2 separate regions of the Homo sapiens genome follow, and region 1 is linked to region 2. A link is an interaction called in ENCODE POLR2A ChIA-PET data of the cell type or tissue named here. Cell type or tissue: OCI-LY7. All regions are shown on one strand. Links, peaks and the distances in the headings refer to the core of each region. The heading gives the core; the rest is flanking DNA. Region 1 holds the start of LOC124901332 (a long non-coding RNA gene). Region 2 has its middle 46 kb from the start of GCM1.

The links. ChIA-PET counts read pairs that join two places held together with the same protein. Peaks named below come from ENCODE experiments on the same cell type or tissue, not always from the same donor. Only the 100,000 strongest peaks of a DNase experiment are listed, where the experiment ranks them.
Region 1: POLR2A ChIA-PET joins it to region 2 with 12 read pairs; 5 of 35 experiments call an interaction of 5 or more read pairs at or near these places.

What each region holds. Positions count from the first base shown.
Region 1 is chr6:53,256,881-53,272,830 of GRCh38, reverse strand. ELOVL5 (ELOVL fatty acid elongase 5) reads left to right here. Exons shown (of 8, transcript NM_021814.5): 7 at 2,104-2,238; 8 at 3,561-5,427. The coding sequence ends at 3,704. It overlaps LOC124901332 (a long non-coding RNA gene), which reads left to right and starts at 10,028. Exons shown (of 4, transcript XR_007059612.1): 1 at 10,028-11,129. In OCI-LY7, for the core only: no CTCF peak of the experiment used is centred there; no DNase peak of the experiment used is centred there.
Region 2 is chr6:53,186,607-53,202,556 of GRCh38, reverse strand. It overlaps the pseudogene SOD1P1. Among named protein-coding and RNA genes, the nearest start is that of GCM1, 46 kb to the right of the region's middle. In OCI-LY7, for the core only: no CTCF peak of the experiment used is centred there; no DNase peak of the experiment used is centred there.

The DNA.
Region 1 (15,950 bases), core at 5,081-13,080, 70 kb before region 2:
GAGTCCAGGGTATGTGTAGCCCATTACTAGGCAGCAAGGATATTTGTTTGGCAGGTATGGATGACCCCTCAGCCCCCATGCAGTGGAGCACCTGTTGGTGAGGATGGCAGCTGTTTGCTTCAGTTAACAGCTCCTCCCCTGGTTTACTGCCAGGGCCAGGCCACTTCACCTGATACTTCTCACCATCCTTGATTAAGCCTTCTGCATTCATCAGTATATTATAGGTAACCTCTTTCTCTCCTCTCATGAATTCGTCTATGAACTAATTAATACTACTACTGCTCATATTAAACACTGACATTTCCTAAGTGTTTAGCACATGTTGGGTACTCATACTAAGTACATGATTTTACATAGATTGTTCCAGTAGCCTGATTTCATATTATTGTCCCCAAGCCAGGCACAGTGGCTCACGCCTGTAATCACAGCATTTTGGGAGGTCGAGGCAGGAGGATCACTTGAGGCCAGGAGTTTAAGACCAGCCTGGGGAACATAGTGAGGCCCTGTCTCTACCAAAAAGAAAAACACATATTATTGTCCCTATTTTATAGATGACACTGAGTCAATAGGCCAAAGCTAGCTGACTGAGGGGTGTGGACATTAAACCCTTTGCCCTGTCCTTGCATTATTAACACATTTTTCTAAACACACCAAGCTGATTCAGATCCCTTCAAGTCAATTATGATTTTTCAATATTTAAAAATAACAATCTGAAAAAAAAGTCTGAGAAAATCTTAGAGACTGAAGTGTTTGATGTTTCATTTTCACCTCTCTGCCAGCTGCTATATGGTCCTTGTTAATTTTTTCTCACCCACCTGTGAAAAAGGAAAATTGTTGATTAACCTCCTTGTTATACTTGAGGAGAAATGATGCAGAAATTGATTTATACCACAGTTTTGGGTCTGGCGGAAGCAGAATTTAAAAGAACAGACTGGCAAAGTTGGTCTCCCGTTAGGCTCTGTACTTTGAGGTGGAAGATTAAACCTACCCAGGTTGTCAGGATTTATTTTAAGCACCACTCCTAGTTATTCCTCAGTCTGCAGTACTAACCTTAAAAAAGAGAAGGCAAACAGCCAGGCACAGTGGGTCATGGCTTGGAGTCCCGGTCACTCGGGAGGCTGAGGTAGAAGGATCTCTTGAACCTGAGAGTTTGAGGCCACCCTGGGCAACATAGACCCTGTCTCAAAAATTAAAAACAAAAAACTCTACATAGAAACATTGGAGCTGCTAGAAATACAGTGTGCAGAGCCTAGCCCTTTTTTTGGGGGGAGGGGCAGGGGTTGAGCTGGAGTCTCGCTCTGTCACCAGGCTGGAGTGCAGTGGCGCGATCTCGGTTCGCTGCAACCTCTGCCTCCTGGGTTCAAGCAATTCTCCTATCTCAGCCTCCCAAGTAGCTGGGACTACCGGCGTGTGCCACCATACCCAGCTAATTTTTGTATTTTTAGTAGAGACAGGGTTTCACCATTTTGGCCAGGATGGTGTTGATCTCTTGACCTTGTGATCCGCCAGCCTCGGCCTCCCAAAGTGCTGGAATTACAGGCGTGAGCCACCACGCCCGGCCTGAGCCTAGCCCTTTTTAAAACATCTTTCCACCATTTCTCTAACCAGTTCACATGCGTTTCAAGGTTTATTCATCAAAATTAATCAATGCACTTAGTGTTGTTTGCCAGTAAAGGTTTAAATCTACTCATCAGCCTTCACCAAACCAGAAGCGTCCATGGATAAGGAGTTGGAAGGATGTCCAGCCAGGTGGCACATCCTGCAGTGATGTTATCAGTGCCCTTTCAACATACACACTTGCTCTTCCTTCTCAAAAAATAAAAACAAAAAGTCTTGGATGTCTCTATAGTGTATCCTTGAAATTTGGAGAAGGTAGTTTAAATAGCTTGGAGGGCAGAGGAAGAATATATATAAGACAAACACACCTAGAGTTTAGGATAAGTATAGTGTATGTGTTGTGTTCATGAAGTGACTGCTGTACCTGCAGCAAGGGTAGTAAGTGTTAATTCAGAAATTTAGGTGATGCTGGTTAAAAAGTCTGCCTGGTGTGGGGCCTCGTCCATGCACTGTCCCTGTTCAGCTGCATCCCCTCTGTTCCCCTAGCTTCAGTTTGTGCTGACAATCATCCAGACCAGCTGCGGGGTCATCTGGCCGTGCACATTCCCTCTTGGTTGGTTGTATTTCCAGATTGGATACATGATTTCCCTGATTGCTCTCTTCACAAACTTCTACATTCAGGTAAATCTCACCCTTCTCTGGGACTTGGAATCTGGGGCCTTTACCAACAAAGGCCCTCATCTATTTACTTAATGGGCATGTGGAGCCCTTGCTGGGTGACAGGCTCTGGCCTCTAATGGAGTCACTATGACAAGAGCAGCCCCTGCCTCTGGGGGGCTCACAGCTCACTGGAAGACACTAGAATCCTGTTCTAGAGCCTGGGTGAGGAAGTCTTGGGATTCCCCTGGGAAATGGAAAACTGTGCAGCAGGACCCTATGTTGCTTCCCTCTGACCTGCAGCAGAGACGTGAGAGGTGATTTCAATCAGAAATCTCTCAGTTCACTACCCTGAACGTCATGGCCAAATGAAATTTCAGAAGAGATTTTTATCACAGTCCTCAGATATGGAGATCTGCTTTTTTGTCCCAGCTTTCTTATACATTCAGTCTTCAGGTGTGAGGATTCGGTTCATTCCTAAGCATATGATGTGGTGATGTAGGTCTTTGCTCACAGAAAGATCCATTTAGGGCAGATAATTTCCAGTGGAGCCTGACCACGTTGCAGCCACTGCTGATTCTCCTGCCATGCGTCACCCCCCAGATGACATGTGTCCTGCCTTTGTTGCCAGTGCCTGGTAGCCATAAGGCCTGCTGATCTGGGCAAAACACGGAGGTCAGGAGCAAGGGCAGAGGCTGCAAGTCCCGAGGCTCAGACATTTGTCCTTTCTTCTTCTGTGCCCACAAGCACCTGTGTGTGGCATGTTGAGTTTCAGTGGAAGTCATATACTTCTGGGCTTCATAGTTTATGGCTGCACTGTGGGACATACACCAGCTACAAGGAAGGTGAAAGGATAGGACCCGATGAAGCTGAAATCACATTTATTCTAACTACTTATAGCAGCATAGCACTTTGTTCATGAAGGCTGAGATAGTCGCCGAGGCAGTGAGGAACTTTTGAAGACGAACAAGGGATGTGGGTGTCAAGAGAGCTGCTGCCAGGTGGGAAAGACCAATTTGGCCACATAACCCCTGTCATCTGCCATCCAGATACTAAAAGGCAAAGCAAAGTGTAAATTGAATTTTCTATGTGACATTTTAAATAGTATTTCTGTTGCAGCCTGTGATTCAGTTAACTTACCTCAGGCTAAGCCTCAAAAAAAAAAAGGAAGAATGATTGAAACCAGTGACAAAAGATTTAGTCAATGAGGACTTGACCTCAGGAGTTTCTCCTTGATAAGATTTGATCTTGAAACTAGGCCTAGTGTTAGGGATGCAATTCTCAGTAAAGTTCCCTATAAAGAAAACTGTGGTCATTTGGTTCTCATCTGCCCTTACACATTTTAGACCTACAACAAGAAAGGGGCCTCCCGAAGGAAAGACCACCTGAAGGACCACCAGAATGGGTCCATGGCTGCTGTGAATGGACACACCAACAGCTTTTCACCCCTGGAAAACAATGTGAAGCCAAGGAAGCTGCGGAAGGATTGAAGTCAAAGAATTGAAACCCTCCAAACCACGTCATCTGATTGTAAGCACAATATGAGTTGTGCCCCAATGCTCGTTAACAGCTGCTGTAACTAGTCTGGCCTACAATAGTGTGATTCATGTAGGACTTCTTTCATCAATTCAAAACCCCTAGAAAACGTATACAGATTATATAAGTAGGGATAAGATTTCTAACATTTCTGGGCTCTCTGACCCCTGCGCTAGACTGTGGAAAGGGAGTATTATTATAGTATACAACACTGCTGTTGCCTTATTAGTTATAACATGATAGGTGCTGAATTGTGATTCACAATTTAAAAACACTGTAATCCAAACTTTTTTTTTTAACTGTAGATCATGCATGTGATTGTAAATGTAAATTTGTACAATGTTGTTATGGTAGAGAAACACACATGCCTTAAAATTTAAAAAGCAGGGCCCAAAGCTTATTAGTTTAAATTAGGGTATGTTTCAAGTTTGTATTAATTTGTAATAGCTCTGTTTAGAAAAAATCAAAGACCATGATTTATGAAACTAATGTGACATAATTTCCAGTGACTTGTTGATGTGAAATCAGACACGGCACCTTCAGTTTTGTACTATTGGCTTTGAATCAAGCAGGCTCAAATCTAGTGGAACAGTCAGTTTAACTTTTTAACAGATCTTATTTTTTTATTTTGAGTGCCACTATTAATGTAAAAAGGGGGGGGCTCTACAGCAGTCGTGATGAAACTTAAATATATATTCTTTGTCCTCGAGATTTTAGGAAGGGTGTAGGGTGAGTAGGCCATTTTTAATTTCTGAAGTGCTAAGTGTTTTTATACAGCAAACAAAAAGTCAATTTTGCTTTCCACCAGTGCGAGAGAGGATGTATACTTTTCAAGAGAGATGATTGCCTATTTACCGTTTGACAGAGTCCCGTAGATGAGCAATGGGGAACTGGTTGCCAGGGTCTAAATTTGGATTGATTTATGCACTGTTATCTGTTTTGACACAGATTTCCTTGTAAAATGTGCCTAGTTTACCAAAATTAACAAAGGGGGGGAAAGGACCTTAGAACTTTTTAAGGTAAAATCAAATATAGCTACAGCATAAGAGAATCGAGAAATTTGATAGAGGTAACTTGTTTAATGTAAATCTAATAGTACTTGTAATTTCTTTCTGCTTAGAATCTAAAGATGTGTTTAGAACCTCTTGTTTAAAAATAATAGACTGCTTATCATAAAATCACATCTCACACATTTGAGGCAGTGGTCAAACAGGTAAAGCCTATGATGTGTGTCATTTTAAAGTGTCGGAATTTAGCCTCTGAATACCTTCTCCATTGGGGGAAAGATATTCTTGGAACCACTCATGACATATCTTAGAAGGTCATTGACAATGTATAAACTAATTGTTGGTTTGATATTTATGTAAATATCAGTTTACCATGCTTTAATTTTGCACATTCGTACTATAGGGAGCCTATTGGTTCTCTATTAGTCTTGTGGGTTTTCTGTTTGAAAAGGAGTCATGGCATCTGTTTACATTTACCTTATCAAACCTAGAATGTGTATATTTATAAATGTATGTCTTCATTGCTAGGTACTAATTTGCAGATGTCTTTACATATTTCAATACAGAAACTATAACATTCAATAGTGTGCTGTCAAAGTGTGCTTAGCTCACCTGGATATACCTACATTGTTAAATGTCTAAACAGTAATCATTAAAACATTTTTGATTACCTGTGCCTGCATTTTACATTTTTTGTGCTGGCAATTCTGAAGAACTGGAGAAAAATCCACTTAATTCACTGTCTAGGAACTTACACAAATGGATATAAATAATTCAGTTAGGAAGGCCATATTATTGCTTAGTTCTCAATGAGGAAGGACCCTGCATAATAAGGCATAGTGGTGGTTCCACCCTAATGCTGTCCCCTCTGCCTCCTCCAGGTAATCCCACTAAAGGTTCCAGCTCTAAATATGCTCCTTTGTCCTTCCTCCCCATTGGCCCCAATCTCTCCCCTTACCCTGAGAATGTTAGAATTACTTTCCTAGGTCTAGACCATAGGTCTTCTGCAAAATTTTTTTCTGGAAAGAACCAGTTGGAAAATATTTCAGGCTTTGCAGGACATACAGTCCCTGTTGCAGCCACTTGACTGTGCCATCGTGGAGCACAAAAACAGCCATAGACAATATGTAAATGAATGGGCATGGCTGTGTTCTAATAAAACTTTATTTACAGGCTTGGAAAACATAGCAAGACCTCATCTCTACATAAAATTTTTAAAAATTAACTGGGCATGGTGGTACATACCAGCAGTCCCAGCTACTCAGGAGGATGAGGCCAAAGATCGCCTGAACCCATGAGTTCGAAGTTACGGTGAGCTAGGGTCATGTGACTGCACTCCAGCCTGGGCAACAGAGTGAGACCCCATCTCTTTAAAAAAAAAAATTACAAAACAGAAGGCCTGTGCCTATAGTTTGCTGACCTCTACTCTAGAGTAATGAGGTCCCCTCCCCTTGGACCTAAAGCTCAATCATTTTATTTGCCAAAGATCATTTTATGTCCCAGATTGTGGCCCTTCCCAGCGTACCCTACTTATTTTGAATTTACAGGTACATTCACGTCTACAACAGGAGAGATGACATGGATGGTCCATCTTCCTTCCATCTACTTCATACCATATGGTCCCCAGTATAGGCTCTTAGGTACTAAACTAGAAAGCACCTAAGAGCCAAGACTAAGCCTATACCGTTTTAAATGAGTGCTCATGAAAGTCATGTTAGTTGCTGAAATTACCTGCGGATGTGACTGCAGAATTGTCAGAACTCCAGAGAAATGTCACCTAAAACTGCATTTAGTACTTGGGATATTATCCAGAAGGTGTAAGAGGATTGTTGGGGAGTTGATGGGAATAAATTATATCCCTGTCTTTCCCCTCTAAGTTCAGAACAAATTGAAAAAATACTGGAAATTAGACCAGTAGGAATCAAAATAGCATGTGTCTTACTAAGAAGGCTGGATTGGTGAAACTAAGACCACAGTGTGGCTCTCTAATTAACCCTTGCTAATAACTCTATTAACCTAACTTACCAGGGCTCAGTAGCACACCAGTGGTTGCTCTGAGGGTTGGTCTGGTGATAAAGTGATTATTAAAATATATTAAATATCAGTCCTGGAATTTACCTACCTTAAATTGTAAACTCCCCTTGTGGCAGATTCTACACTGATGACCTTACCATGCCAAGAAAGTGTGCTTAGCTGCACCTCCCAAGCAGCAATCAAAGTCTTCCCTCCTCCCGTCAGAGAAGTGAGTGGATAAGAGGCGAGAGAGAGGGCAGATGTGTTCTGCTGTCCTTTTTCTTGTATGGAAAAGGGAGGATTCCCATTTCTCCCTCTATTTTTGGCAGCCTTGCTAATCATGTGAAGGGCATTGTAGACTAATATGAGAAGTACAACTTGGAGACCACATTGGCTGGGTTGAAATCCTACCTGTATGACCTTTTGGCAAGAAAACTTTGCCTTAGTTTTCTCTTCTGCCAAATAGGAGTAATGTTAGTTTCTATGTTACAGGGTCCTTGTAAGGATTAAATAGATGACTAATGATACTGTATATATAAAGCCTTTGGAACCCCATCTAGCTCAGAGTAAAGTGTAAGTGATAACTTCAGGATTGTAATCTCAACTCACCCCACTGGTCTCTTTCAGCTGTAAGCTATTGTTTCACTGTTATTTCCCTGGTTGGCTGCTCTAGTAATCCTATCCAAAAAAAGGGAAGGAAGTTATTTCGTGTGACATTTTCTTTGTTAAATCAGTGTTGAAAAGAAATCAGCAATTGTTAGGAGTCAAATGTTCACCGTCTATATTATTCCTGATTTTGCCAGAGTTTTACATTAAGTTCACCATTCTGGAGTTTTTAGAATCTACTTTGGAAAATAGGGCAGTGATTATCAGTATCTGGACTTCGTTCATTGTTTCCCTGGAGTTCTGACAACAATTCTGCAGTCATATCCACAGGTTGTTTCAGCGACTGACATGTCTTTCATGAGAACTCGTTTAAAACAGGTGTTTCCTGCTATCCCCTTATCACTCTTGGACTTCAAATCCTAACCAGGTTTTTCTTTACACTCTTTAATTTGGAAATGATTGTCCTCAGTGGAGCAGATGGAGCCAAATAGTGGTTGCTGTCAGTTTTTTGCTCTGCTCTTCAGCATTGCTTCATTGGCCATTAGTTCTTACTCCAGGCATAGATTTAAAACCTGCTTTTGTTATCCTTGACATTTTTGTAGTCCTTATCTTCTCTCTTTCTTCGGTATGTTTATGGCTCATGAAAAGAAAGTTCCTGGGCCAGTTTTTGCTATAGCTTGCAGAGGATGTCTGGATTCGACTCTTGATCAGATCAAGGAAGACTTCTGGGGTGGAAATTGTAGGAACAAGCAGTGCAGGATCCAGTGAATGGCTAATGTAGTGGTGACAGAGACCCAGTTGTAATGCTTCCCTTTCTCACATAATCAGGACTCTCCTGAACAGTACCTACCACCCTGTCTGTTGCCCCATTTATGTTACTCTGTTGGCCAGGCCTTTGCAGAATGTGACCTTGTTCACTGGGAGAGTGCTTGGTACAGAGGACTGAGCTAGGTGTATTGAGCAAACAGGGATCTGTGAGAAAACAACCGGCCCTCGCAGGAGCCTCTACTGAATTGGGATCAAACATACACACATGTGCCTTCTGTGTAAAATGGTTGTGGTGACTGCCGTAAACTGGTATAAACCAGCTACCATGAGAGTCCAGGGAGGGAGAACCCTTCTAGCAAGGGTGGGTAAGAAAAGCACTGTAAAGGAGTTGGCTTTTAATCTGAGCATTCAGAGACCATCTGGGTTTCAGTAGTTGGAGCCTGAAGGTGCTGGGAAGACAGCATTCCACATACAGGAACCAGTATGAGCAAATGCATAGAAGGCCCAGAGGGAGATGACACACTGCACTCGAGTGGATCTGTGGGTGAAACTGCTTGTTTTAAAAATGAGGTCAAGTGGGAAGAGAGTGGAATTTGTCTGGGTGTTCTCCTTGATGAAATGTGTAGAATGTTGTTCAGAGCTCCCAGAGGAAGTAGTGATTATGTGTAAAGGAACCATTCTGAGCAGAGCCTCCTGTCACTGGCCTGTGCCCTAGCCGTCCTGCTCCCATCACCAGCAGTGCCAGGGAGGAGCCAGAACATGATGATAACGAGAACCAGGACTCACATTAGTCTCAGTTATAAGCTGATGGAGTCTTCTGTCAGATAGGGCAGGTTCAAAGGGTACCTCAGACCTTTGCCAGAAAATTGCTCCTCACCAAAGAGATGGCATTTGAAATCTGAAAACGGGACCCCTGATGGGATGAGTCGGGATTGAAATCCCACATTGGCTCATAAACAAATATTTCTTAAATGATTGTGTCCACACATTCCTACTGGTGTTCTTTGTTCAAATAATGGGCATAGATGCAGGTTTCCCTTGGATGAATTTGACAATGTTTTAACCAAGCTACCACTTTTCAGCAAATTGTGTGCTTTCCCCTTGACAATGTTCCCAGTGAAACAGGTGCCTGTTTGTAGGAAAGCATCAGCACCAGGTTCCAACAACCTTGTGCCCTTCCCTGCTCCCCTTTTTTTTTTTTTTTTAAGATGGAGTCTCACTCTGTCACCCAGGTTGGAGTACAGTGGCCCAATCTCGGCTCACTGCAAGCTCCACCTCCCGGGTTCACGCTATTCTGCCTCAGCCTCCCGAGTAGCTGGGACTACAGGCACCTGCCACCACGCCCAGCTAATTTTTTTTTTTTTTTTTTGTATTTTTAGTAGACACAGGGTTTCACCATGTTTGCCAGGATGGTCTCAATCTCCTGACCTCGTGATCCGCCCGCTTCGGCCTCCCAAAGTGCTGGGATTACAGGTGTGAGCCACTGCTCCCAGCACCCTGCTCCCTTATTAATTGCTGTGGCTCTCAGTCCTCCAGGAAGGCTACATGGTTAGGGGTTGACCAAGTCCCAACTGCCTGCTGCCTGTGCCATTCCTGCAGAGCTCCAGCCCTCTAGGAGTACTGGGTTAAGTGTATTTTAAAACCAAGGCCAGGGCTGGGTGTGGTGGCTCATGCCTGTAATCCCAACAGTTTGGGAGGCCGAGGCAGGTGGATCACTTGAGGTCACGAGTTCGAAACCAGACTGGCCAACATGGTGAAACCCCGTCTCTACTAAAAATACAAAAAATTAGCTGGGTATGGTGGTGCACACCTGTAATCCCAGCTACTCGGGAGGCTGAAGCAGGAGAATCACTTGAACCCAGGAAGAGGAGGTTGCAGTGAACTGAAATCACGCCACTGCACTCCAGCCTGCCTGAGCGACAGAGCAAGACTCTGTCTCAAAAAAACAACAACAAGGCCAAATGTCACCCCATGATCTTAACAAGGGAACAGTCAGAATCCAAATCCTAAGCACACAAAGCTACTTTCTTAAGGGCAATGGGAGAGGGAAATTGTGATGGCCCCAAGCTAGAACCTAAATTACACCTTTACTTTAGAACTGAGTATAGAAGGATACATATCCTAGGGCACAGATGGGACACCTCTGTCGATGCTAGAAGAATTCTATGTGTGTTTGGAGGTGGCATAGCATACCTGTTAGAAAGGCTTTGCTATTTACTACTGTGGGACCACAAGCAAGTTATCTCTTTTCTGAACCTCAGTTTCCTCAACTATAAAAAAGAGATACGGATGCTTAGCTAATATTGCTGGAATTGAATGCAGAAATGAAAGAAAGCTTTTAGCACAGGGCTTTACCCTAACAGGCACTTACTGTTAAGAGTGGTTTATTACCAGGTAGGTAACTAAGCAAGGAAGATGTGTGTTAATCAATTTGGCATGAGATTTAAAATTTTATTACCCAACACATTATTTTCACTAAAGTATCCTTGGTTAAAACTCAGTTAATACTAGCATTTAATAAGATAACTCAAATTTCTCCAAAAAAATGGACAAATTGGATGTCTTCAATTCACTTGACTTACAAAATGGTTTTAATATGAGAATTGTCTAGTCATAAGTTGTCACTCAAGAACAAAAATTATCTGTTCTGGCACTAACTGGCATGTGATTCTGGTGAGGCACATCATGACTCTGGGTCTCCTCTACAAGGAGGGGGTTGTGGGAGTGCCCTGGTTCCTTCCATCTTGAACATTCGTGATTCCAAAGTAGCACTCCAGCATAGCCCTGATTTACTTCTAGTTCCTTTCCTTTTCAGGACATTGACATAAAGTAGAACTTGCTTCCAATACGTCTTAAAGGTTAAATGTTACACACAGCGTACAGTCAATGCAAGGAGGCCTGCACACAGGGAACTTCTGTCTAGGACTGCGGCCGGTAAGACCTTCCTGTGTGGACCACAGCACTGCTCAGGAAAGCTGCCTGCAGGTGAATAAGTGAATGTGAAATTAAGCGAGACTCTCTGCAACCGTATTCACTATATCACACTTTCATTTGGCCTCTTTTGCATTATTTCCTAATGTTTGGAGAATACATTTGAGAAAGAATGTTACATATTTTTTTACAACTCATTTTACATTTACCTCAATTGGGGAAAAAATTGATGGGAGGTGATTTAAATGTGTTTCTTTATGGAATGAGATCAAGGGATTAAACAGCCTCCCAAGTGTCCACACTGGCCCAGGATCCAAGTGAGAATAGACTGTGTCCCAGGACCTGTGGTGGGACTTGAAGTTTCTGAAGAAGTTGAGGTAGGAATAGAGTAGATGAAAGTATAAAATTTGGATAGAAGGAAAAAAATGAAAGGTTGATGAAATAACTGTACCAGAGAAGGAGTACTTTTCTAGAGATAGCAGTTTTTCTCATGATCTGAATTAAATAGCATGGTGTTCTCAGTGACCTTCCAAATTACTGAGACTCACTAGCAGGCTCACCAGGGATTCACTGCTGGCTCAGAAGGTGTTCTAGAAAGCAGTTTCCAGAAGGTGTTTTAGAAAGAAGTCAGATGCAGAGCACCTCTCAAGCATGAGACGCCAAGGTACCTTCCTCCCAGTGTCTAGGTATTGGCAGCTCTCTTCCCCGTTTTGCAGATGAGAAAGTTGAAATCCAGAGAGGATAAATGACCTGCCCAAGGTAAGTTTGACACCAGAGTTCAAATGGGCTTTCCTGGTCCAAAGCTGATGCCAGGCATTGGAGCTCACTAGGCAGGGAGACAGTACAGAAAGCGCTCCCTCAGACCCACCCCTCTAGACACAATTACAGCTACAGGGACTCACATTGTCCTGGCTAACCAGGACAATGTGACATTTCTAACCAGGACAATAGTCTGTCTATGGTGACATCAATGTGATTGTAAATTATTTATAAAGTCCACATTATCTAGTGAGGATGTTCCGCTCACGGATTAGCGAAGAGACATAGGGAAAATCCTTCAAATACTATTTCATTCATTCTGTGATGCCATTGAGCAAAAGAAACTGCCAAGTCATAAAAGTAATTACCGAGTAATACCTATAAATCTAATAAACTTGGCCAGGCACAGTGGCTCACACCTGTAATCCCAGCACTTTGGGAGGCCAGGGCAGGTGAATCACCTGAGGTCAGGAGTTCAAGACCAGCCTGACCAACGTGGTGAAACCCCACCTCTACTAAAAATACAAAAATTAGCTGGGCGTGGTGACAGGAGCCTGTAATCCCAGCTACTTGGGAGGCTGATGCAAGAGAATTGCTTGAACCTGGGAGGCAGAGGTTGCAATGAGCCGAGATGGCGCCACCGCCCTCCGGCCTGGGTGACAAAGTGAGACGTCATCTAAAAAAAAAAATAAACTTTTTTTGAGATAACACATTACATGTTTGTAATTCTGTATTTAAAAACTGAGTAGTATCATGTTTATACAACTATGTAGCACTTTTTAAATAATAAGAGTGAAGCTTCTGAGATTAAGCTCCTGCCAGACATTAAAGACAGTTCAAAATCATTTTGGCCATGGTTAGGTCTACAGAATCTCAGAAGCATGCTGCTCTCCCCAACCCTTGCTTGCAATCCTGCAGCATTCACCGAGGGCCTTCGCAGCTCCAGGCATCTTGCCAGTGCTGGGGAAACAACAAATGAAAAGATAACCTCATTTTGGGTGAAGGACAAAGACAATTACAAATTATAGGAAGTATGCTGACGGCAACAATCAGAATTCTGATGTGAGAATAATCTCTTAGGTACTTGTAAAGATAATTTGGAGGCACGTCAAAAGATACTGGAGTTTTACCTATGTGGTTAAATGGGTAGTTCCTATTGTCTCAACCAAATAAGATATTCCTGGAAGTTTCACATCTCTAAAAAATTATCTGGAAGCTTCTGATTATCTGAAGCTTCTGTTCTCCACCTAAATGATAGTCCGCCATTCATGAGTCAGGCCTACGCTTGGCCCTAACAATTCTGTGAGCACTCAGAGACTTAGCAATTCCCACTGCCTTCAGCTGCATTGTTCCTGTGTGATGGGCAACTGATGACTTTTCAGTTTAGTCCTGAATCGCAGTGTGATCTCTTTGAGAGTTACAAGGATCCAAATGTGAGTGAAATGCACAGAATGGTAGTACATGCCAACGGTAACTGAGGACAGATGGATCAATGGATGATTTTCATGCGTGACAATGGCAGATGCACAATGACAGGTATGGACAAGTACCTCATTGTCCTGCCTGGCAGCTGGCGAAGTTCCTTTATAAGGATAAGACAAATCTCCATTCAGAAAGTCTAAAAGTGGGGCTGTGTGTTATAATCTCACTTCATCCTGGAAGATAGAGTGTATATTCTAAACAACCCACTTGATTCCAAGACACTTGAGGGCAGGAATTGTCTCATTTGTCTCTGCATCCCTGTAGTGTGCCCAGCACTGAATACATAGCAGATGTTCAATAAATGTTTTGATGAATGAATGGAAGTATTTGGGAAATATTAGTGTGGTGCATAACGGGGAAAACAAGCTTTCCAGCTGTATCAGTCCATTTGCACACTGCTGTAAAGATACTACGCAAGACTGGGTAATTTATAAACAAAAGAGGTTTAATTGACTCACAGTTCTGCATGGCTGTGGAGGCCTCAGGAAGCTTACAATCATGGCAGAAGGGGAAGTAGGCATGTCTTAACATGGCAGCAGACGAGAGCGTGTGAAGGAAGTGAAGGGGGAAGGGCCTCTTATGAAACCTTATCAGATCTCGTGAGAAGTTACTATCATGAGAACAGCATGGAGGAAACCAACCCCATGATCCAATCGCCTCCCACCAGGTCCCACCCTCAACACATGGGGGATTATGGGGATTACAATTCAAGATGAGATTCTGGTGGGAACACAGAGCCAAACCATATCACCAGCCAATTAGATCAGAGATGAAATCCTGCCATCACTCAATAACCATGTGCCCTTGTTAAGTTACCTAACCTCCTAAACCTCAGCATGGTTCTAGGATTCAAGAAAATAGATACAGACCATATGGTCTCCAGGGGGGTCTCTTAGAATTATGATCCCCACGCAACAGTTAATGGTCACATGAGGCCATAAAAACCTGCTGGTGGCACAGTGGGAATAACATTCTGTTAAAAATCCCATCAGCTTCTAGTGGACCCAGAGTGCCAGAACAGCTCATCTGAATCATGAAACCTCCAGGAGGGTGGGTCTTGCAGCCACAGGGACCTTATCACAGGACCCACAGCTTCTCCCCAGAATCCCTAATTAAATGCTTCCAGTTCCCTGGCAATCTAAGGTTGTAGCTCCTGGGATCAGGGACTGCAAAAGTCTAATGAATCAGCTCTTCAGATGGAGCAGGACCAAGGCCCCCTTGAGGTCACTAGCTTGCCTGTGTCTGGGAGCCACCTCTAGGCACTTGCTTCACGGAGAATAAAATCCTATGCCTTTCCATGGCCTACAGGCTCCTGGAGCTGGCCCTGACCCCTCTCACATGTCCCATCCTCTTCCTTGCTCACCACATTCAGCTGCCCTCACCTCTTGCCTGGTTCTCTAGAGGAGCCACTTCCATCTCAAGGCCTTTGTTCTCACCTCCAGATGTTTATTTGCATGGCTTGTCCCTGCACTTAAATGCCACCTTCCCAGAGAGGCCTCCCCAACTACCAGATCTAAAATATCATTCCTCACATCCCTCCCCACACACACCTCTCTTTGACTTGGCTTTATTTTTCTCTGTAATATTTCCATTGTGTTGTATCTATATTGAAATCAAGGGCTTTTTCTTTTGCCTGCCACATAGGAGAGTCTCAAATATTAGAATAAATGAATTTGTGAATGAATGAACATGAGATGATTAACGTTGATGTTGCCCAAACCCTCCCTTGTGGGAGCTGTAACCTTATCTCACATATGAAGGGCACTGTGTTTTTAATAGCCCTGAGGTTGTCAGTAGGACATCTTAATCATCTCAGAAAAGTGGACCCAGACATATTTCGGAACAGAGCATATGATGGTGAACCATCAAATCCCACCAATGTTAAGAATTAATGAGCTTTCTGTTCTCCTATGAAGTTAATGTATAAATTTGCTGCTCTGTACCTTTCACATTTAGAACTGAAGACAAAAATAATTGTGAAGGTGAAGGATGGCATTGGAAACTATTTTTAGAACCCTGCAACAACTGAGATTTTTTTTAAAGGCACTCAGTCTAACCTTATTTGATTTTATGACCTCTCTTAACTGTTCCTCAGATTATAGCTTGGGACTAACAATCACCACAGTTTTTCTAGTTGTTATTAGAACTAACAAACAGCTCCTAATAAGAAGAGAATGGAGAGATAGTAGCTCAGTCCAGTGAAGAAATGAAAGAAATCCATAAGTCACAATACTGGGAATAATCCCTAAGCTTATTACCCTCCCCACGAGGTCAACACTAGCCGGGTTGTGGGGATGTACCCACAGGTAACACAGTGCAATGATTTGCCAAAGAGCTTTATGGGCATGACTCCAGATACTGTGATAAGGATCCCTCATCGACTGCCCTGAGAAATAAGTTTTCAGGCACTGAGCAGAGACAGAAAACATCCATCAGCAGCTGGTGAGACCTGGGAGGTAGGTTCCAAGGTGATGAGTAGGGCAAAAACAAAGAATTGCAGCTGAAGGCAGTGGCAGGATGGAAAGCTGGGGCTACAGGGATGATAGTGCAAGAGCCAAGTTAGCGGAAATAGAACTAAGAGTACGGGGGAGCAAATGACCTTTACAGAAGAGACATTTGAAATCAGTGGCCTTG
Region 2 (15,950 bases), core at 4,771-12,770:
GGTGAGCCGAGATCTTGCCATTGCACTCCAGCCTGGGCAACAAGAGTGAAACTCCATCTCAAAAAAAAAAAAAAAGAAAAGAAAAATGAAATATATAGAACATGCAAATATAGAATATGTCCATCCTTGTAGAAATTTACAATGAACAATGGAACTGGAAAGGTTTTTTAGCACCAGGAGGATTCTTCTTGGGTGGCAGTGACTCTTGAAAAATGAATACAATGAAAAAAGGAACTTATAAGTGAAGGGAAAATATTGCCCTTGTGGAGTTAAGCTAGTAGTATGCATACATATATGCAAAGTGAGCTGAAAAAAAAGACTGGCTTCCAGATTGGAAAGATTATGTTCCCGTAGGGCAAGGGAAAGCTCCCCCTTCACCCTCTGAAGGTTCACTGAAAATCAACTGGCAAAAGGCAGATTACAGCCAGGTACAGTGGTATGCACCTGTAGTCCCAACTACTCAGGAGGTTGAGGAGGGAGGATCCCTTGGGGCCAGGAGTATGAGGCTGTAATGCACTGTGATCATGCCTGTGAATAGCCAGCACACTCCAACCGGGGCGACATAGGGAGACCCCCATCTCTGTTTTTTTAAAGGCAGATTAATAGGCGAGAAGGCATACAAATTTACTTTTTCATACTTTTATATGACACAAGACCCTTCAGAATGAAGGCACAAAGATACAAGGGAAACTGTTCATTCTTATGGTTAGGTTCAACAAAGTATCAACAGCCTTGTGGAAATATAACTGGAGAAAAAGGGCGTGCTCTAAAGCTAACAGGCTGAGCGGGGAAACCCAGCAAAGCCCTTCTGTTTAGATTCCTCTTGGCCTCTCTGAGCAGCATTCCTTCCTTCTGGGTGTGGGGCAGGACCCTCTCTGGAATGGGGGTCTTATGACCTACAAACATGTAAGGTGGGTCAGATAATTTCTTTATAGTCAGTTCTTATACAGAAGGGGCAGGAGGAAAGTTAGAGTAGTATTTTTAGGTTTTGTGGCTGGTTTGGGGGAAAAGAAGTTCTGGTTTCTATGGCCTTGGGGAAGAGGGATTCTAGTTTCTATGGCTGGCCTCAGGGGAGAATGAAGGGCCAGAGACAGCAGGGCAGGAGAAGGTCAGAGAGAAACTTTTGCTTCAGGCTGCTTTTGAGGTCTTATTTTGAGGTATCACTTTCTAAGCCTCAACATTTCCATAGGAAAAATCTACATAAAAATGAAAGCTATCAACCAGACAGTGGACTGTCAGGTAGGGAAATAGGATTATCATCATCACTGTCTTCTTCATTTTCAAAACAACAGGTACTACGCCAGGTGCGAGGGCTCACACCTGTAATCCAAGCACATTGAGAGGCCAAGGCAGGCAAATCACTTGAGGCCAAGAGTTTGAGACCAGCCTGGCCAACGTGGCAAAACCCTGTCTCTACTAAAAATACAAAAGTTAGCTGGGTGTTAGCACACGCCTGTAATACCAGCTACTTAGGAGGCTGAGGCAGGAGAATCACTTGAGCTTGAACCGGGGAGGTGGAGGTTGCAGTGAGCTGAGATCACAGCACTGCAGGCCAGCCTGGGCAACAGAGACTGTCTCAAAAAACACACAAACAGCAACAACAACAACAACAAAACAATGGGTACTATTTGTTGAATTCAGATTGTGGGACAAATGTTCTTTTTTTGTTTTGTTTTGTTTTGTTTTTTTTGAGATGGAGTCTCTCTGTCGCCCAGGCTGGAGTGCAGTGGTACGATCTCTGCTCACTGCAAGCTCCGCCTCCCAGGTTCATGCCATTCTCCTGCCTCAGCCTCCCAAGTAGCTGGGACTACAGGTGCCCGCCACCACACCCAGCTAATTTTTTGTATTTTTAGTAGAGACAGGGTTTCATCGTGTTAGCCAGGATGGTCTCAATCTCCTGACCTCATGATCCGCCCGCCTCAGCCTTCCAAAGTGCTAGGATTACAGGCGTGAGCCACCGCGCCCGGCCGGGACAAATGTTCTTAATTCGCATAGCAACCTGTTGAGGGCGTTGTTATTACACTCATTTTCTTAGAAGAAAATTCAGGCTCCAGGTAACTCCATTGTCTCCAAAAACCTGTCCTCCTAACTACGATGGCAAACTTTCTCTGTAAAGCGTCGGATGGTAAATACGTTAGGTTTTGTCGGTCATGAGATCTTTGCTGAAACTTCCCACCTCTGCTGTTGGAGCAAGAAAGAAGCCATACACAGACATAAGTGAAGGCTGTGGCTGTGTTCTGATAAAACTTTATAGACACTGAAGTTTGAGTTCCATAAATTTTTCTTGTGTCACACACACAAAATATTCTGATTTTGTGTGATACATATACACCACGGAATATTACACAGCCATAAAAAGAATGAAACTGTGTCCTTTGCAGCAACGTGAATGTAGCTGGAGACCATTATCCTAAGCAAATTAATGCAGGAACAGAAAACCAAATACCACATGTTCTCACTTATAGGTACACATATTCAAAGATGGGAACAATAGACAATGGGGACTATTAGAAGAAAGGGGGAGGGAGGGGGGCATGGGGTGAATAACTACCTATTGGGTGCTATGCTCACTACCTGGGTGATGGGACCATTTGTATCCCAAACTTCAGCATCACGTGATATACCCACATAACAAACCTGCACATGTACACCCTGCACCTTAAATAAAAGCAGAAAATACATGTATTCTTATTTTGATTTTTTCCAACCCTTTACATATGTAATCATTTTTCTTAACTTGAAGGTTTACAGAATTGCCCAGGGAGCTATAGTTTGCAGACCTCTGACACGTCTCAAGTTTGACTAAGTAGTCGAAGACGCTAAACTGGCAGCACCCATCCAAGTACGTTTCTGCGGGGAGGGAATCCTACTCAGTGGACAAGAGTCTGTTGTGGAGATGGACACATTAATGCCAACATCTAATGCTTATTCAGGACCAACCATATGCCTAAGCTCCGCACTTTAACTTAGACTATCTCACGTCATCTTCAGAGGAGCTCCATGAAGTAGTTACCTCTGATTTCACCCCTTTACAGATGAAGCAATCGATCCATAAAGAAGTTAACTAGCTTGTCCAAGGTCACACAACTAGTTTGTGGTTGGGTGGGGATTTGAACTGAAAGAGTCTAATGTCGTGCTGAATGCCTTCCGTTAAACATTTAACTGTAGTCTCCCTCTCCCCTGCATTCTTACCCTCCAACCCACAGGCCTTCTCTCAGTTCCTCTCAAACTCTCACTTCCATCTGCCTCTGCTTCCGCACTGCCCAGTACTTTGAATGCTTCCTGCCACACCCATCAGACCTTTTTCTGGATCTTTTTGATTCTTCAGGTCTTAACTCAAATTTCACCTCCTTAAAGAAGCCTTCATTGATCACCCAATTGAAAGAAATAACACAGGTGCGCGCAAAACACACACAAGCATACACACAATTTCTCTGACTCTCTCCTCGTCCTATTCAACATTCTGTTTTTATAGAAGTCATGTCTATTTGAAAATTTGAAATAGTCTTATTTATTCATCTATTTTATTGTCTTCGGTTAGATTGCAAGTACTTGACTTTGTCCATCTTTTACCACATTATAATTAGTTTCTACAATGCCTGACACATTGTAGATGTTCAATATATTATTATTTTATTATTTTTTATTTTATTTTATTTTATTTTTTTGAGTCAGAGTCTCACTTTGTCGCCCAGGCTGGAGTGCAATGGTGTGATCTCCACTCACTGCAACCTCTGCCTCCCTGGTTCAAGCAATTCTCGTGCCTCAGACTCCCGAGTAGCTAGGATTATAGGGGTGCTCCACCACACCCAGTTAATTTTTGTATTTTTAGTAAAGATGGGGTTTCACTAAGTTGGCCAGGCTGGTCTTGAACTCCGTACCTCAGGTGATCCACCCACCTCAGCCTTCCAAAGTGCTGAGATTACAGACGTGAGCCACCATGCCTAGCCACATCATAGATGTTCAATACATTCTAACTCTGTGTTCTGATACTACATTTACTGAGGAGCTTTCAAACTCTATTTTAATTTCATCTATTGGGAGAGATTTGCAACTTATGAAAACTTTTGGTCCCTGTATAGGGTGGATTCTTGCAGGAGGCCAACAAATAATTATTCTGCTTAAGATGTGACTTCGAAGGCATTGACCGCAGCATGATATCTAATGATGCCTTAACCTGAGAGTTACGTTTTCCACTGGAAGTTCATAAATCAGCATTTCTGTTGCCCACTTATGAATTGTGGTTAGTCCTCATCTTCCCCAGAAAGTGTCCCTGGTCCTTGAAAATGAAAGATCATATCTGGCCATTAGGCACTTAGATGACAGATGTTTCTTCAAATAATTCCTTCCAGGATCACCCAGACATGACTGTGTTTGGCTAATTTAGGGAATGGTGCCCTTAACAATCTCTCATCTGCCTCCCCAGTCTCTCTTTTCCTCTTATCACAACCTTCCTACACTTCTCTCTCCTCCTCCCGTCTTCCAATGCAGACCTGTTCCAGGATGTCTCTCTCCTAGTTTTATTCCCTCTTACCCTATAAGATATACCTGCCATGCCTCTTATATCCCAGGGGCCTTACTTTTAAAGACCCTTCCCAGTGAACTCTCCTCGAATGTGAATAGGATCATAGATGATATGAATGTATGGAAGGTGTATGGCTTCCTTCCTTCCTGCCTGCCTTCCTTCCTTCCTTCCCTCCTTTCTTCCTTCCCTCCATCTCTGCTTCTTTCCCTCCTTCTTTCTTTCCTTCCTTCCTTTCTTCCTTCCTTCCCTTCCTTCCTTCCCTCCCTCCTTCCTTCCTTTAGTATCCCAGACTTCAGCATCACGTGATATACCCATGTAACAAACCTTCCTCCCTTCCTTTCTTCCATCCTTCCCTCGCTCCCTCTCTCCCTCCCTCATTCCTTCCCTCCTTCCCTTCTTTTCCTTCCTTCCTTCCTTCCTTCTCTTTCTCTCTTTCCCAAACTTTCTGTAAATTGCTTACATTATTTTATAATTTAAAGTTGATTTTTAGCCAGGTACGGTGGCTCACACCTGTAATCCTAGCACTTTGGGAGGCCAAGGTGGGCAAATCACTTGAGGTCAGGAGTTTGAAACCAGCCTGACCAACATGGTGAAACATTGTCTCTACTAAAAATACAAAAAAATTAGCCAGACGTGGTAGGGGGGGTGCCTGTAATCCCAGCTACTTGGGAAGCTGAGGCAGGAGAATGGCTTGAACCCAGGAGGCAGAGGTTGCAGTGAGCTGAGATCACACCACTGCACTCCAGCCTGGGCAACAGAGTGAAAGTCCATCTCTAAATAAATAAATAAATAAATAAAGTATTTTTTTTAAGTTAAGCCAAAATTCCGTCACAGCCTTCAGAGCCTGGACCAGAGCATACCCCACAAAAGCCATGACAACAAGGGCCGTGTGCATGTTGGAGGCCTAAGGCCTCGTGCTGGCACCATCCACTTTAAACAGAAGGAAAATGGGCGAGCTGTGGTATCGGGACGCATTATAGGATTGACTAAAGTTCAGCATAGATTCCACGTCCATCAGTTTGGAGCTAATAAACAAGGCTGATCTGCACTTTAATCCTCTAACCAAAAAACACGGTGGCCCAAAGGATCAAGAGAGGCATGTCGGAGACCTGGGCAATGTGATGGCTGGCAAAGATGGTGTGGCCAATGTGTCTACTGAAGATTCACTTTCAGAAGATCATTCCATCAGTGGCTGTACAAGGGTGATCCAGAAGAAACAGATGTCTTGGGCAAAGGTTGCAATGAAGAAAGCACAAAGACGAGAAACACTGGAAGTCATTTAGCTTGCGGTGCCATTGAGATTGCCCAATAAACATTCCCTAGAATGTGACCTGAGTGCCAATAACTCCACCATTACCCTGCTAGCTATGAAAATGTAACGTGAGGCTGGGTGCAGTGGCTCACGCCTGTAATCCCAGCACTTTGGGAGGCCAAGGTGCGCAGATAACGAGGTCAGGAGTTCAAGACCAGCCTGACCGAAATGGTGAAAAGCCATCTCTACTAAAAATACAAAAATTAGCCAGGCGTGGTGGCGTGAGCCTGTAATCCTAGCTACTCAGGAGGCTGAGGCAGGAGAATCGCTTGAACCCAGGAGGCAGAGGTTGCAGTGAGCCGAGATCGAGCCACTGCACTCCAGCCTGGGTGACAGAATGAGACTCCATATCAAAAAAAGAAAAAAAGAAAAAGAAAATGTAATGTGATAAATATTAAATACTGTACTTGTAACTGCCCAAGTGGTTCACCTTGCCTGCTGCCTAGACACAGCTGATTCATCAAGACAGAGGAATTGCAATAGACAAAGAGTAATTCAGGCCCGGCGCGATGGCTCACGCCTGTAATCCCAACACTTTGGGAGGCCGAGGCAGGCGGATCACTTCAGGTCACGAGTTCGAGACCAGCATGGCCAACATGGTGAAACCCCATCTCTACTAAAAATACGAAAATTAGCTGGGTGTGGTGGCGTGCAACTGTAATCCCAGCTACTGGGGAGGCTGAGGCAGGGGAATCGCTGGAACCCGGGAGGTGGAGGCTCCAGTGGGCCAAGATCGCACCACTGCACTCCAGCCTGGGCGACACAGTGAGACTCTGTCTCAAAAATTAAGAAAAAAAGGAAAATTTATATGACATCGTAAAATGAAAAGTATTTGCCACAAATAGAAAGTAACTTTAAAATAAATACCACAGAAATAAAACAGTATTCTTAAATCTAGTTTAATACCTTTGCCTGCTGAAGGGTGGGATCTTTTGTTAAAAGGATAATTAACAAGTGTTAGGGATCTTCTCCTAAATTTAATCAGAATGACTGGAGGAACACTGAGTCATTGTTACTTAGTACAATTATTGTCATACCTCTTTTAGGGTCTGTTTGCACTTTAATGAAGCAATTGGGTGCTTGGCTGAAGAGAAAAAACTCTCTCAAAGTTGTTTTTCAGGTGCTAGGGCTGGTGGGGGCAGGAAAGGTAAGGCGCGCATGCCTTAGGGTTAGGTCTGGGTGATCAGGTGGTGTTTTCCTGAAGATAATACATCCTACGGTATCCTAAAGTGTCTGGCCCCACAGGTAGAGATTCAGGTATGTGGGTGACAGACTACTCATTCCCAGGCCTGAACACAGCCCCATAGCTACTCATACAGATATTCAAGCAGGAAAAAGTATGCTTTCTCTTTCTTTTTTTCTTAATAGAGACAGGGTCTCCCTATGTTGCCCAGGCTGGTCTTGAACTCCTGGACTCGAGGGATCCTCCTGCTTCAGCCTTCCAAAGTGATAGGATTACAGGCGTGAGCTACCACGACTGGCCACCTCTCCCCTCCCCTCCCCTCCCCTCCCCTCCCCTCCCCTCCCCTCCTCTCCCCTCCCCTCCCCTCCTGTCCTCTCCGCTCCTCTCCTTTCCTTCCTACCTCCTGCATTTGTTTTCCTTTTCTCTTCTTTCTTTTCTTTTATTTTCCTTTCTTTCTTATATTCCTTCCTTGCTTCCTCCTTCTTTTCTTTCTTTTTTTTTTCCTTTCTTTCTTTTCTTTCTGGATCTCACATCTGTTTCCCAGGCTGGAGTGCCACAGCATGATCTCGGCTCACTTCAGCCTTGACCTCCTGGGCTCAGTGATTCTCCCACCTCTGTATCCCAAGTAGCTGGGACTACAGGCGTGCGCCACTGTGCCTAGCTAATTTCTTATATATTTAGTAGAGACAGGGTTTGCCATGTTGCTCAAGCTGTATTTTCTCTCTTTCTACTGGAAATATTTACTAGGGAAAGGCAGGAAAAAAGACTACAACAAAACTGACAGCAAATGAACTGCTGCAGAAGTGAACTGTCCAAACTGGCCTTGCAAGTTTTCCCCTTCTAATTTAGTCTTTGTTCCTTGCTACAGTTACTGTCACTAACTATAACCAAAGATCTATAGAAGATACATCTATTAATGTTAATTTAGTCTTTGCTCCATGCTACAGTTACTGTCACTAACTACAACCAAAGATCTAGAGAAGATACATCTATTAATATTAGTCTTTGCTCAATGTTACAGTTACTGTCACTAACTACAACCAAAGATCTAGAGAAGATACATCTATTAATGTTAATTTAGTCTTTGCTCAATGCTACAGTTCCTGTCCCTAACTACAACCAAAGATCTAGAGAAGATACATCTATTAATGTTAGTCTTTGCTCAATGTTACAGTTACTGTCACTAACTACAACCAAAGATCTAGAAAGGATACATCTATTAATGCTACAATGTAGTCAAAAGAGCTCTAGATTTGGAAGCAGGAAATCTGAAATCTGTTCCTCCTTTAGCATTTCTTAGCTGTTATGATTACCTTGAGCAATGTATCCCTTGCCTGATCTTTCTCATTTTCCATTAAATCTTCCATTTTCTACCCCTTAGGTGAACAGATTTGCCTTTGACGGCCCAGTGAGCTACTCTTTAAGATGAGAACAACAATATTTTATCCTGTCATGGAAGGCAGGGGACTGGACTAGTTAATTTCTTGTACCCATCAGTTCTGGGATCATAAAATCCTATGAATTAGAGAAAACCAACTGTATGCTGGTGCCAGACTCTTGAACATGAAGCAAGTATGCAACAGACCAATGTTTCAGCATGTGCCTGCCCACATGACAAACTGTTGTTTATAGAGCACCAACTATGCACACAATAATGATGATGACAAGTCATTTTTGAGTGTTTACTCCTCACAACAGCCCCATGAACTAGTTTGTATCATTATCCCCACTTAAAAAATATAGAAACGGAGGCACAGGGAAGCCAAGTCATTTGTCCACAGCACAAAATCAATAAGCAGCAGAGATGACTTTGAACAGAGACCATCTGTTGAAACTGACTGCAAAGAGGCACAGGGAATTTTGAGGGGTGATGGAAATGTTTTTTTATTATAAAATTAAATGTCAAAGGTGGAGAACTGTTTCCCAGAGAGCAGTTTCGAAACTATTTGTAGCTAAGTTTAATTTGTTATATTTTATTTTTATTATAAATTTTTTTTTTTTTGAGAGATGAGGCCTCACTGTGTTGCCCAGGCTGGAGTGCAGTGGCATGATCGTAGCTTACTGCGGCCTCAAACTCCTGGGCTCAAGCCATCCTCCCACCTCAGGCTCCCGAGTAGCTGGGACTACAGGTGTGTGCCACCATACCCAGTTGGAAATGGTCTATGTCTTGATGCAAATGCTCTATATCTGGGTGGTTATAAAACTATAGAACTGTACACCTAAAGAGGGTGAATTTCACTCTATGTAAGTTATATTTTAATAAACCTGACTTTTAGGACAAACGAAAAAACAGAACGAAGAGCAAACAGAATTTAGAACAAACAAACAAAAAAACCCAGAATGAAGCCAAGAGTTAAGGAAGAGAGCAAGGGAGGGAGGTTGGGAGGAAGGAAGGAGGGGAGGACTCTGCAGAGCAGGCTGGAAGCTAGGAAGAATGCCCTGTATGTGCTGACCAGGCAAGCACAGAAGTCGCCTGGAGAGCCACGCCTCTGCTATCTGTTTCCATTGCCTCAGGGAGAAAAACAAAAAGATAATAAATTCAGCTTCTCTTTTTCTTTTGTTGATGGCCTTCTCCTTTCACCTTTGTTTTGTGATTTCGCTTCAGAGGGCAGTCTCTCTTTTTCAACTCAGTTCCAGCTGCTGAAAGTGAAGGCCTAGACATTTGATCTCCTCTTGATTTGACCAGAACACCCTGTTCGAGAGACAGGACAAGCAGTAACACAGGGGTTTTGGCAAAGAATCGGACTGTATTGATCTAAGTAAATGAATGAATACATTAGTGTTTTTGCTGCCAGCAATCTGGTAAGAACTCTTAAACACATCCAGCAAGGGTTAAGTAGGAAACAATGGTGTTCCCTTGCCAACATCCACTGCAGTGTGTGGAGAATTATTTTCAAATTTCTATTTTGGATGCAGGCAGGAAAGGGGACAAGGTTTGAAAAATTATGCTCACTACTTGGGTGATGGGATCATCCGTATCCCAATCCTCAGCATCACACAATATACCCATGTAACAAATCTACATGTATCCCCTGTATCTAAAATAAGAGTTAAAAAAAAATTTAAATTCCGTTTTGGCAAATGCATTTCCTTTCCTATCTCACTAGACTGGAGCCTCTGACCCTCTCAGGACACCCCTCAGGCAGGGGAGTTTCCTCATCACAACCTGTTTGTTTCATCCTGAATTACAGCCCTAAATCCTTTGCTGAGTTGCCATTTTCATTAAATCAAAGTATACTTGTTAGAGACTTAAAGTTGATTAAATAGCAAAATAAACCACTTATCTTCCTATACATCTTCAACTCCCAGAGCTAGTTGTGACAAGGGTTTTGGTGGCCACCAAGAAACCACACTATAAGAATTTTAGAAGAGAGTTACTTTCATTTCATATTTAAATTATTATTATTATTATTTTTTTTTTTTTTTTTTTTTTTTTTTTTTTTTTTGAGACGGAGTTTCACTCTTGTTGCCCAGGCTGGAGTGCAGTGGCGCGATCTCGGCTCATTGCAACCTCCACCTCCCAGGTTCAACTGATTCTCCTACCTCAGCCTCCCAAGTAGCAGGGGTTATAGGCATGCGCCACCATGCCTGGCTAATTTTTTTTGTATTTTTAGTAGAGACAGGGTTTCACCATGTTAGTCAGGCTGGTCTCAAACTCCTAACATCAGGTGATCCACCCACCTCGACCTCCCAGAATCCTGGGATTACAGGCGTGAGCCACCGCGCCCAGCCAAATTGTTTATTTTTAAAAATGTTTGAATGTGTAATTCATTCCTATGTCTAAAAAAACTAAGAGAAAATTACAGAGTGAAGTTTCTTTCTACACTTGTCCCCCATCTACCCAGCATTCCCTTCCTAAAACAAGTTTCTTTTTTATTCTTCCAAGGATTTTAATGCATATGAATATCAATATTTATTTACCGAAGTATATACACCTAGAGGCCAGGTGCAGTGGCTCACGCCTGTAATCCCAGCACTTTGGGAGGCTGAGGGCAGGAGTTTGAGACCAGCCTGGCCAACATGGCAAAACCCCGTCTCTACTAAAAATACAAAAAAAAATTAGCTGGGCATGGTGGTGGCAGGCGCCTGTAATCCCAGCTACTCAGGAGGCTGAGGTGGGAGAATTGCTTGAACCCAGGAGGCAGAGGTTGCAGTGAGCTGAGATGGTGCCATTGCACTCCAGCCTGGCCGACGAGCGAAACTCCTTCTCAAAAAAAAAAAAGAAAAAGAAAGCTTTACCAGATTCTTTTCTCTCTCTTTCTCCCATTTTTTTAACTTTTATTTTAGGTTTATGGTACATGTGCAGGTTTGTTAAATAGGTAAATTGTGTGTCACAGGGGTTTGGTGTACAGAAAATTTTGTCCCCAGGCAATGAACATAGTACCCAATAGGTATTTTTTCTGATCCCCTCTCTGCTCCCACCTTCCACCCTCAAGTATGCCCTAGCGCACCTGTTGTTCACCTCCCAGTGTCCATGTATTCTTGTGCGTAGCTCCCACTTATAACTGAGAACATGCAGTATTTAATATTCTGTTCCTGCATTAGTTTGCTTAGGATAATGGCCCTGGCTCTATCCATGTTGCTGTGAAAGACATGATCTTGTTCTTTTTTATGGCTGCATAGTATTCCATGGTATATATGTAATCACATTTTCTATTTTTTTTTTTTTTTTTTTTGAGACAGAGTCTCGCTCTATTGCCCAGGCTGGAGTATAGTGGCACCATCTCGGCTCACTGCAACTTCTGCCTTCTGGGTTCAGATGATTCTTGTGCCTCAGCCTCCCTAGTAGCTGCAACTACAGGCATGTTCCACCATGCCTGGCTAATTTTTTTTTTTTGAGACATATTTCACTCTTGTCGCCCAGGCCTGGGCAACAGAGCGAGACTCTGTCTCCAAAAAAAAAAAAAAAAGATAGAAAATGTGGTTACATATATACCATGGAATACTATGCAGCCAATAAAAAAGAACAAGATTGGCTGGGCACGGTGACTCACGCCTGTAATCCCAGCACTTTGGGAGGCTGAGGCAGGTGGATCACGAGGTCAGGAGATAGAGACCATCCTGGCTAACACAGTGAAACCCCGTCTCTACTAAAAATACAAAAAAAAAAATTAGCCGGGCGTGGTGATGGGCGCCTGCAGTCCCAGCTACTCTGGAGGCTAAGGCAGGAGAATGGCGTGAACCTGGGAGGCAGAGCTTGCAGTGAGCCGAGATCGTGCCACTGCACTCCAGCCTGGGCAATGGAGCCAGACTCCATCTCAAAAAAAAAAAAAGAACAAGATCGTTATTTTAAGCAAACTAATACAGGAACAGAAAATTAAATACTGCATGTTCTCAGTTATAAGTCAGAGCTACACATCAAGAACACATGGACACTAGGTGGTGAACAACAGGCGCTGGGGTGTACTTGAGGGTGGAAGGTGGGTGTCCATCTACTAGAAATATATAAAATATAATAATATACAATGTTATCAGAAGGTGATTTCAAGGGATTGGGAAGGATCCTGTGTGGCTTTGGCCAATATTGGCCATTTTGACCATTATTGTAGTTTACGTTAAAAATAACTAACATTTTCACAGAGCCTTAGAGTCTTAGAGTTATTGCATACTTATGTTATTCCACCTACATTAGTGGTGGAATGAGGCAGGAATGTATTATCATTTTTATTTTACAGATGAAATGCAAGGAGATTAAGTGACTTGTCCAAGAGCTAAGTAGTAAATGGGGTTGCCAGGAGTTGAATTCCAGTTGCCTGACTTGATGTCTAGCATAAAGGCAGCCAAGCAACTATATGATTTAGCTATGTAATGTAACCCTTTAGAGCCCACACCTTGCAAGCTCTGTGCCATAGCTTTTAGATTAGTTGCTTAAAACTGAAGCCAAGCTTTTCAGTGGCAATGATTTAAGTTGCTAAATATAATCATGACTCTCAAGAAAGTTATATTTTAACTTTGTATGATCTAGTTTTGTGTTTTTTTGTTGTTTTTTTTTTTGAGACGGAGTCTCCCTCTGTCGCCCAGGCTGGAGTGCAGTGGCATGATCTCGGCTCACCGCAACTTCCGCCTCCTGGGTTCAAGCAATTCTCCTGCCTCAGCCTCTTGAGTAGCTGGGATTACCGGCATGTGCCACCACGCCCGGCTAATTTTTTTTGTATTTTTAGTAGAGACGAGGTTTCACCATATTGGTCAGGCTGGTCTCAAACTCCTGACCTTGTGATCCACCCAACTCGGCCCCCCAAAGTGCTGGGATTACAGGCATGAGCCACCACGCCTGGCCCTAGTTGTCTAAAACTTTGAACAGGTCTTTAAAAAATATATTCTGTTGATCTACTGTGGATCAATATAAAGACATTTGCTAAGGATCAGATCCCATGTAATATCTTACACATTGGGTATAGATTAGGCTGGAACCTAGTTCTTAGATTCCTACTCAGTTATTTCACTAAATGAATACTTACTTAATTATACTTAGTGAATATTTTACTTAATTATGCTTACTAGGCAGAATAGTAGGAGATGTAGCTCTAACCTCTAGTGACATATTTTAATAAACAGATCACAGCCTGGGTAACAAAAGCAAGACCCTGTCTCTACAAAAAATATAAAAAATTAGCCGGGTGTGGTGGTGCATGCCTGTGGTCCTACTTGGGACCCTACGGTCCCAAGAGATCTGGAAGGGTCTCTTGAGCCCAGGAGTTTTAGGCTGCAGTGAGCTACTGCACTCCAGCCTGGGTCACAGGTGAGATTCTGTCTCTAAAACAAAAACAAAAACAAAACCAGATCAGACATACCAGTATTATGGTTCTTGGTGCTTTTGGTGGAGCTTCACCTTGGTGGGAGGAGTTCTAGAGACATCTCTTCTGCAACTGATTCCTGAAAAGGGATGACAGTAGCCCTCCCGCTCCCTTATCCACAGGGGATAAGTTCAGAGCCTGAAACTGCCCATAGCACTGAACCTGATCGCCATCAAGCGGAACACAGTTCTGTTTATGACCTCCACCCACACATTTCAATGTTTTTTTTTTCCTTAACTAAGCACTTATCACACACTGTTGTGAGCTTTGCAGTTTGAGATGCAACAACGAAACTAGCATGAATTTCTTTTTCTTTCTTCACGATCTCAGGGATACAAGATTCCTTCTTACTGCAGATCTTAGCAACCTCAAAATACGATGGTTTCCTCTTCTTTTAAGCTGAGAACTTTCACCTTTTCATTCAGAGGAAGCACTTCCGGCTTCTCTTTAGCTTTTTTTTTTTTTTTTTTTTTTTTTTTGAGACAGAGTCTTGTTCTGTCACCCAGGCTGGAGTGCAGTGGCGCAATCTCAGCTCACTGCAACCTCTGCCTCCCGGGTTCAAGTGATTCTCCAGCCTCAGCCTCCCGAGTAGCTGGGATTACAGGCGCCTGCCACCACGCCCGGCTGATTTTTGTATTTTGAGTAGAGAAGGGGTTTCACCATGTTATCCAGGCTGGTCTCCAACTCCTGACCTCGTGATCAGCCCGCCTCAGCCTCCCAAAATGCTGGGATTACAGGCGTGAGTCATGGCGCCCGGCCGGCTTATTTTTTTATTTTTTTTAGACGGAGTCTCGCTTTGTCGCCTAGGCTGGAGTGCAGTGGCGCGATCTTGGCTCACTGCATCCTCCGCCTCTCGGGTTCAAGCGATTCTCCTGCCTGTAGCTGGGATTACAGAGTTCCAGGTTGGAAATCACTTAAATTCTTCTCCAAAATTTGTGTGTTTAACCATTTCAAGGATCCCTTCAAATGCAATTATCTTAGGCAGGTGGGGCAGTTCAGGCTTAATGGCCCTGACCCCACACCCTCCTATTCCATTGGGTTATTTAGGTGGTTGTCTCTTGTTTTTTCTTTTTCTTTTTTTCTTTTTGAGATGGGGTTTCACTCTTGTTGCCCAGGCTGGAGTGCAATGGCGTGATCTCGGCTCACTGCCACCTCCACCTCCCGGGTTCAAGTGATTCTCCTGCCTCTGCCTCCCAAGTAACTGGGATTACGGGCGTGAGCCACCACAACTGGCTAATATTTGTATTTTTAGCAGAGACGGGATTTCGCCATGTTGGCCAGGCTGGTCTTGAACTCTTGACCTCAGGTGATCTGTCTGCCTCGGCCTCCCAAAGTGCTGGGATTACAGGCGTGAGCCACCGCCCTCAGCCGCCTCTTGTTTTTTCTACCTGCGACAAGTAAACTTGGGAGGAATGAGGAAGAAATACAGGTGGAGGCTCTTGAGGCCCTGCGAAGTGTCCTGGCTATCCTTTTGTACATTGCATTGTTAGAGCAATGACAGCACTTAATCAGTTATCTGCAGCGTGTGATTTAAAAATGCATCATACCAATATTGCTATACCAGTAATGCTTCTTTTATTTAATGATTAACCAGCAGAGATGCTACAGTTTTTATATTGATTTTAAATGGGAAGTCATGGTGACACATAAAACTGTCCTTTTCAGGCCAGGTGTGGTGACTCACACCTGTAATCCCAGCACTCCAGGAGGCCAAGCGGGTGGATCTCCTGAGGTCAGGAGTTCAAGACCAGCCTGGCCAACATGGTGAAACCCTGACTCTACTAAAAATATGAAAATTAGCCAGGCATGGCGCTAGGCTTCTGTAATCCTAGATACTTGGGAGGCTGAGGCAGGAGAATTGCTTGAACCTGGGAGGTGGCGGTTGCAGTGAGCTGAGATCGCGCCACTGCATTCCAGCCTGGGCCACAGAGTGAGGCTCTGTCTCAAAAAAAAAAAAAAAGCAAAAAACAGAAAAACAAAAAAACTGTCTCCTTCCTCTCTTCCCATAAATCTTGGGGCAAATTAATTAAAGCCATATCTACAGATTGGTGGGATGAGTGTACCCTTTAGCACAGCCACTTTTCAGTTTGCCATGTGAACCAAAGGAAACCTTCTCCAAAGTTTCTGATGCAAATC